Linked DNA regions of Homo sapiens: region 2 is linked to region 1. Evidence: chromatin contacts called from ENCODE Hi-C data. All regions are on one chromosome and are shown on one strand. The core of a region is the stretch at or near the end of the contact, and the rest is flanking DNA. Distances in the headings are between cores, read along the strand shown.

Region 1 (4,028 bases), core at 168-2,667:
CACTGTCCTCCCTGCCAAATGGTTGCCTTGGGACCCAACCCAGAAAGGTCACTGCTTCTCTGCAGCAAGTGTAATCCAGAGTATAAACTACAGCATGGAGCAAATTATATATGCTGAGCTCCATGTCAGATCCCAGCCTGACCTGGCTTGCCTTCCAAAGGCAGTGTTTGGAAGTTTTCACTTCTAAAAGGGCGAACAGTGCTTCTAAGTCCCAGAGCTAAAGGGACAAGATGCTCTCTGGCTGAGCTCCATGGACAGCCTCAGTTTCAGATTCAATGGAACCCCTCAAAGGCACCACATCACCATCTGCCCTGACCCCCACAGCCAAAGTCCCTGACTTAAAATATTCCCCACTGAGGCCAGTTTCTTGGACCCATTGTCAGAGGTATAATATATAGATTAAAAGGGGCAAAAGTGGGAGGAGGCTAGCGGCTGAGGGTGGGGCCACACCAGGGATACATTTGCGCATATGCATTGAACAAAGTGGGTGCATGTTGCATACATGTCGTTGTCCACAGGTATACATGTTGAAAGTGTGAATGGTTGCATGGCTATCCTGAGAAGAGTGTGTGCAAGACTGGTGCACATGGACAGGAATGTGTGTATGCTGAGCATGTAAGCGTGGGTGCACTGCGAGTGTTTGTGGGTGGCCATGGCCATATGGTCCACTCATCCCCTGGCCTCCTGTCTCTTCTCCTGGTTTAAGAGTGGGGTCTCCCAAGCTGTCTCCCTGACCCTGGTCTAGCCAGATGGGGTTAGTCAGAGCCACATTCACTCCAGTGTTGTGTGAGGGCTCTGAGCTTCTGTCCTTCTCCAAGCCCTGAGAAACCAAAGCTGAATGACCCACAGAGAAGACACCCCAGCTGGGACAAGTCAGGTCACCTTAGAAAGCCTGAGTTCAGATAACACTCCCTAGCCCCAATTTCTGCCTTCCTGGGTTCACACTGGCACATCCACTCATCCACATGTGGACTGGCTCAGCCCACCTGGGGGCCTTCCTGCCACACACACAGGCATTTCCACAGGTACAGACACAGTGCACCCAGGGCAGCAGGTGCCACACAGGCAAATACCTGTGGCCCACTCCAGGCCACCACACACTCTGACACACTCGTTCACCCACACTCGCACCCTGGGGCACATGCTAGAAAATTCCACATGTGGACATCCCATCCAGACACACTCCCTCACACTGGCGCAAGCTCCCCTTCACAAGCACTCCCACTGACACACTTACACCTACTATCCAATTAGTGACAAACCTGCACTGTTCCCAACTAGGCTAGCAGAGGCATCACCAGCCCCCTGAATCCAGCTAGGGGAGCTGTCTACTTACTTAGCGTGCGAGACAGGCTGGTAGTGCGAGCGGCCAGTGGTGGCGGGGCGCAGCTGGAGCTCCAGAGGCCGCGCGCAAAGTGGCCGCTCTGCCGGCCCAGCCCGAGAGGCCGCCCCTGGCCCCCGCCCCACCCCCCGCCCCGTTCTCCCCCGCCCGCCCTCTCCGAGGCGGTCGCAGCCTCCCAAGGACCTTCCACAGCAGCGCGCTCCCTGCCAAGCCTTGGTCCCGCGTCAGCCACGGCTGCCTGCTGTCTCCGCGGGACTACGAGGCTATTTCGGTGCCCCTGGGGGGGGAAACATGGCCCTCCCTCCCATCTGCAGGAGCGCTGGAATGGGGACGCGGTCAGGCCTAATTAGAGACCGGGCTCCCCCGGGCCAGGCGGCAGGCACCAGGGTGATCGCCCGGGAGCCGCGAAGCCGTCCAGGCGGGGTCGCCCACAAGGTGCCCCGCATGCCAACATCTGGAGAGGGGAAGGGAATGTGCCGCGATCGTTTCCCTTGGAGCTGAAACAAAACAAGGAGGGATTTGGGTGCAGTTCACTTGCTAGGAAGGAGGAAGCCACCCAGCTTTGATAGACCCCAAACGCCTAGAATGAGACGGTTTATTCACCGCAGGTGCTTCCCTCTGGAACCTTGCTCACACACACCTAAGTCACCCTCCACATCTTGGACCTGCCAAAAATGACGAGGGGTTGTTGCAGAAACTCCTTCTAACTTCGGCACATAAGATCAGACCCCACCCCCCACCCCCCACCCCCGTCCTGGACTCTGTCAAATAGCTAAATCTAGAGGAACTTGATTCCTACCCAAAAGCTCGGGAATGTGGCATTTTTGACCTGGAAGAAAGCTTCCAGATCATTTCATACAACTCCCCCTCCCCCGCCTCCGCCATCTTGCTATGAGGCTCCCAGAGCCCAGAGAATCTTGACCTATTCTTGGAGGTCCTCAAGCAAAGGCAGCCCCTGGTCTCCCTTGAGCCCTGTTCCAAAGCTTGAACTCTCTTACTGACAGAAAGATCTCCTTGACATCTAACCTAAATCTCTCACATGCAAACTATGTCAATTTGCTCACAATATGTATTCAGGGAGAAGGAGCTCAACTCAGTCCCCATGACAAAACGACCACGCCGAGGTCCCACTGCAGCCTTCTCTTCCTTAATGCTAATAATCTCTATTTCTTTTTTCAGGCTCTGGCTGAAGCTAACTGCTGCTCCCTGGACTCGAACACACACAGTAGCTCTCTGATATTAACTCTCCTCCTCAGCTCTCTGGGGGCCCAGGGCTCAGAAGGTGGCCAAATCATTCCTCTCAGACAAGCCAGCTTCAACTCTACCCTCCAGTCATCCAGAACAGCCTGATTCTACTCCCCAAGTTCCCTGAGAGGGGCCTCAGTTCCTGTTTCAACAAGTGCTGTCTAGGGCTGGGGACAGGGCTTGGTGCCGCCTGGCTGGGCATTACCACTGAAACCACAGTCTTACAGACTGTTTGCAGAATCTTCTCTCTGAGTCTGTTTCCGGTAGGGCAGGTGGTATGATAAGAATAGTCTCAGCCGGGAGTGGTGGCTCACGCCTGTAATCCCAGCTCTTTGGGAGGCCAAGGTGGATAGATCACAAAGTCCGGAGATTAAGTCCATCCTGGCCGACATGGTGAAACCCCATCTCTACTAATAATACAAAAATTAACTGGGCGAGTTGTCATGTGCCTGTTACCCCAGCTACTCAGGAGGCTGAGGCAAGAGAATAGCTTGAACCAATGAGTCGGAGGTTGCAGTGAGCCAGTGAGCCAAGATTGTGCCACTGCACATCAGCCTGGCAACAGAGTGAGATTGCATCAAAAAAGAAAGAGAGAGAGAGAGAGACAGAAAGAAAGAAAGAAAGAAAGAAAGAGAGAGAGAGAAAAGAAAGAAAGAGGAAGGAAGGAAGAAAGGAAGGGAGGGAAGAGAGGGAAGGAAAGGAAGGGAAGGAAAGAAGTCTCCAATTCTTCCTCAAAGAAACCTGTTTTGCATCCTGCCTCTACTACTTTCTAGTGATGAGTCCTTGGACAAATCACTTAACCTCTCTGAGCATCAGTTTTCCCATATGTACATTGGGGAACATAAAAATCTCTGCCCAGCTCATGAGGTTGTTGAAAGTATGAAGTGAGGTCAAGGATGTAAAGCACCTGGAAAACTAAGATATTTTATTATATGCTAGAAATAGAATGAGGCTTAGATCATAAACAGATCGATGTTAGCAAAAAAGCCTCAAAGTTCTTTTATTTCCAGGCCCAAACTCTGTGTCTGGGTTTCAGGGTAAGAGAGGAACAGACTTGGTTTGTTAGATGTTCCCTGGAGGCACTTGGCATAAATGCCCCCCCCCCACTTCCCAATACACACACACACACACACACACACACACACACACACACACACACACTCACATCCACCTTCCCAGATACATACGGCACAGCACAGCCTCCTGGACTCCTGGACTCCCCATAGACCCCAGCCACCTGGACCTTCGCTGGCCGCCTCTCCATTGCCAGGGGGCCGTCTCATGGCTCCAGCCTTGGCTGCAGCGACTCCAAGTCTCCTTACAGAGGCCCCTGTGAACAGCTTCTTTCCCTTTGCCCACCCTTCTGGGCCATGGCCCTGAGAAGGCCTGTGACTCAAGGCAAAGCTTGTCCAAGGCAGTTCAGTACTGAGGCTGCCCAAGG
Region 2 (3,925 bases), core at 258-2,757, 360 kb before region 1:
GATGTGGATCATAAACTAAAGCGTATGCTACACTATGACAGGGATCATGTCTGTATTATTTACCAATATATACTTTGCCTTAACACAATTGCTCCCATGAACAGATCTGTTCTGCAAGTAGTTGGCGAATGAATGAATGGTGCAAGAACTATAGCACCCTGATTTTAATAAAACAGCCAGAGAGGAAGAAAAGAGAGGGTTTCTAGGTCTTGTGTTGTCACAGCCATTCAGCAGCTCCTGATGTGATAAAACAATTTCAGAGTGAGAGTGTGGCTCTGTCCTACACTTCAGAGTGAGAGTCTGCCTAATGGAAATGGAATCCTTTAAGAAACTGCAGAAGCAAGAGGTGTGAGGTGTTTAACAGGACTATCCAATGAGTTCATTCATAATGTTAACAAACCAAATTCCTGAACAAGCTCAGAGGCCCGATTGGACCTGTCAGCCAGGAGAGACAGCTGTCGGTCAGGATTCATGGCAGGCATGTGCCTGCCCTGAGGGCAAGCTTGGCAAGGGGGGCTGGGTGGGGGTGGGAAGATAACAGAGATAAATCTAAATTCATTCGGGAAGCAGTCACACTCAATGACATATTCACTGACTTCTTCAACAGCTCATTTGATAATGTTCTCTCTGCACTATTCATTTTTCTGAAAGATGAAAGCTGGCTGAGGATCTCATCTGCTCGCTGATGCAGGGAAAGAATTTGAAATTAACACACACACACACACACACACACACACACACGATAGGGAGACTGGGTGAGAGAACGAGGAAATATTCTGATGACCAGTTTGTGGTTGGTCCTGACACAGGAGACCTAGACCCCCGGTGTGAGGTCACCTTTAATTAGTTATACATTATAATTCAACAACATGCCAATTGGCAGGTGTAAGGCTCCACAGGAGTGGGGGTTGGAGTGGGCTTTTTTCATGATAATTAATTGCTTGAAGAGCGTTATCTCCCTGGTGAGAGGCAAGTCATGATTTGCAATGGGAGAAGAGAGAGGTCGACACCTCAGGGCCAGGTACTACTTTATTTCTCAGTGGGTTTCAAGTTCCATTGTTCCTATGACATAAATCAATGAGTATTTGTTGACTGCCAGTCACTGTGCAGAGTCCAGAATGCAAGAGAAAATGAGAGACAAGTTGAGCTTCCTGGTACCACCTTCCAGTGAGGAAGACAAACTTAAAAACCTTGAAGTCTAATGCAGATGGTAGGGTAGTTGTCGTGACTTCTATTTTATAGCAGTGTAACCATGAACTTTGACTTTGTATGTTTAGGTAATGTATTCTCCTTGGTGAAATGGGGATAATAAAACCTAACTTTCAGGATTCAATGTTATGAGGATGGAAATCTACAGTGCTTAACTCAGCATGTGGCACACGCCTCTGGTTCAGTGTAGAACCTTGGCCTCAGGTCTTGCTTTCTCTGGTTAACCTCCAGAGTGAGTACTAGACAATTGCTCAGGATCGAACTCTGCCCTAGCCCTGCCCTTCTTATCTCCCACCAGCTTATAGCACTGGGCATGGATGGCCTTGGGGGCTAGGTTGGGGGAAAGGAGTATGCTGCCCACTTGGTTTATCTTTTATAGATCCAAACACAATACCTGTTAGATCAGTACAACACACATGCATTGAGGGCCTAAAGTGAGCCAGAAGTTTGTGTGGTTGACATAATAAGGCACAGCGTGTTGAGAGCAAAAGGCATAAAAGCAAACACCTGAACTGTAATGTGAGTCATGTGAAGTAAATACAAGGAACAGAGAGAGTGCAGAGAAGAGAGGGTTCGACTTAATTGGGTAATAATGAAAGTCATGGAAGCTGTCATAGAGGAAGTGGCAGTACTGTGTGACAAGAAGTATGCTCCAGGCCAGCAGTGCACTGGAGCAGACCTGCGCTGGCTCATGGTGCTCATCACCACGTTCTCAGAAACTCTGTGAGCTGATTGTTAAACATAATCATTATTAAAAATTAAATTACTATATCTGCAATCACAGTGGAAAAGAGTCTGGTGGCTTTTTAAAAATTAAACACAAGATTACATATGATCCAGCAATTTCACGTTTGGGTATGTACCCAAAAGAATTAAAAGCAGGGACTTGAATGGGTATTTGTATACCCATGTCCATAGCGTTATTCACAATAGCCAGAAGGCAGAAAGCACCCAAAATCCCAAATGTCCATCAGTGGATGAATGGATAAAGAAAACAAATTTTATATATATATCTATATATATATACACACACACACACATATAATTGTGTGTGTGTATAATGGAATATATGTATATATAATGGAATATACATGTATAATGGAATATATAATAGAATATATACAATGGAATATATTTCTATATAATTGAATATATACCTGTATGATAGAATATATACAATGGATATACACATGTAATGGAATATATATAACAGAATATCTATAAATGTATATATAATTAAATATATATAATGGAATGTGTGTATAGAATAGAATATATATAAAATGGAATGTGTATATAGAATAGAATATATATAATGGAATATGTATAATAGAATATATATAATGAAATATTATTCAGCCTTAAAAATGAAGAAAATCCTGCAATATGCAACAACATGGATGATCTTGAGAACATTATGCTAAGTGACATAAGCCAGACACAGAAGGATAAATGCTGTATGGTTCTACTCACACAAAATACATGCAGTTGTCAAATCCATAGAGAAAGAAAATAGAGTAGTGGTCACTCAGAGCTGAGGAATGGGAAATGGGAAGTTATTGTTTACTAGGTACAGAATTTCAGTTTGGGCAGATGAAAAAGTTCTGGAGATGAATGGTGGTTAAGGTTGAACAATGTGAATGTGCTTAATGCTATGGAACATTTAAACATGGTGAAAATGTTAAATTTTATGCTATGTATGTTTTACCACAATTAAAAATTTAATTCTATTAACATATTAAAATAAATTACATTAAGTTTAAACCTTAAAAATACTCAAAACTCATGCCTCCCTAATTATTTCATGATATTTTTCTGTAATCTGTGTTGTGGAGATTATTTATCTCTAGTATATCTAGTGGTGAAGATACCATATAATGATGTGCTACCACCCATGTCTTCCCCACTCTGCATTCAACGGCCTCATGTTGTATTAGTCATGGTAGGGACATTTATACCAGAGAAATTCATAAATGTTACAAATCAGGGGTTTTTGCTTTTGGTTTGGTTTTCTCCTGAGAGCTGGTTGTTGAATGTTTACCAGCAAACTACTGGGGGACAGGATTTGCAAAGCTCAGGGAGTATGAAATTGTTCTCTAGAAGCTGCAAGCATTTGGCACTATTAAACTGTAGAGAGCAATTTCAGATACGGAAGAAGTAAGCAAGATCAGTCATGAAGGGCTGAAAATGTCAAACTCAGAAGTTTCAAACTTCAATACTTTACTGTCAACTTCAATGCTTTATTAATAATAAAAATTTAGCTGGGAGACACCATACCATATTTCTAAACACAGTGGTGTTGACACCCTGAAGTTGAGAATCTCTGTTGTGGAAGTCCCTGAGAGATTATAAGCAGGGGTGATTAGGTCACATTTATTTATTTATTTTTATTGTGTTATAAACACTTAAGGAGATCTACCCTCTTCACAGATTTTTAAGTGCACAATATTGGTATTGATAAACACAATGCTGTACATCTGATCTCTAGAACTTATTCACCACACGTAACTGAAATTTTATGCATGGTGAATAAGTTCCCTCCATTTCCCCCTCCCTGGCAACCATCATTCTACTCTCTCCAGCCCCTGGCAACCATCATTCTACTCTCTGCTTCTTTGAGTTTGGCTATTTTAGATAACTAAAATAAGTGGAATCATGCATTATTTTTCCTTCTGTGACTGGCTTATTCTATTTAGCAAAAAGGTTTATCCATGTT

The links. Hi-C counts contacts between places; a loop is a spot of excess contacts on that map. Pooled maps may share reads with other maps.
Region 2: a map with no recorded cell type shows a loop between it and region 1 (4-fold over the local background). The contact joins the enhancer-like site here to the promoter of INSC in region 1. A Hi-C loop is called at or near these places in 3 of 37 single-sample maps with no recorded cell type and 3 of 50 pooled maps.

Annotation. Positions count from the first base shown.
Region 1 is chr11:15,112,312-15,116,339 of GRCh38, reverse strand. It overlaps INSC (INSC spindle orientation adaptor protein), which reads right to left and starts at 1,417. Exons shown (of 13, transcript NM_001042536.3): 1 at 1,337-1,417. RefSeq lists enhancers at 1,710-2,243, 2,895-2,944.
Region 2 is chr11:15,469,118-15,473,042 of GRCh38, reverse strand. No RefSeq gene overlaps it. Among named protein-coding and RNA genes, the nearest start is that of LINC02751, 82 kb to the left of the region's middle. Within about 2 kb of position 1,507, at least 2 of the 41 ENCODE cell types and tissues checked have a DNase peak (open chromatin) inside an H3K27ac peak, as active enhancers do.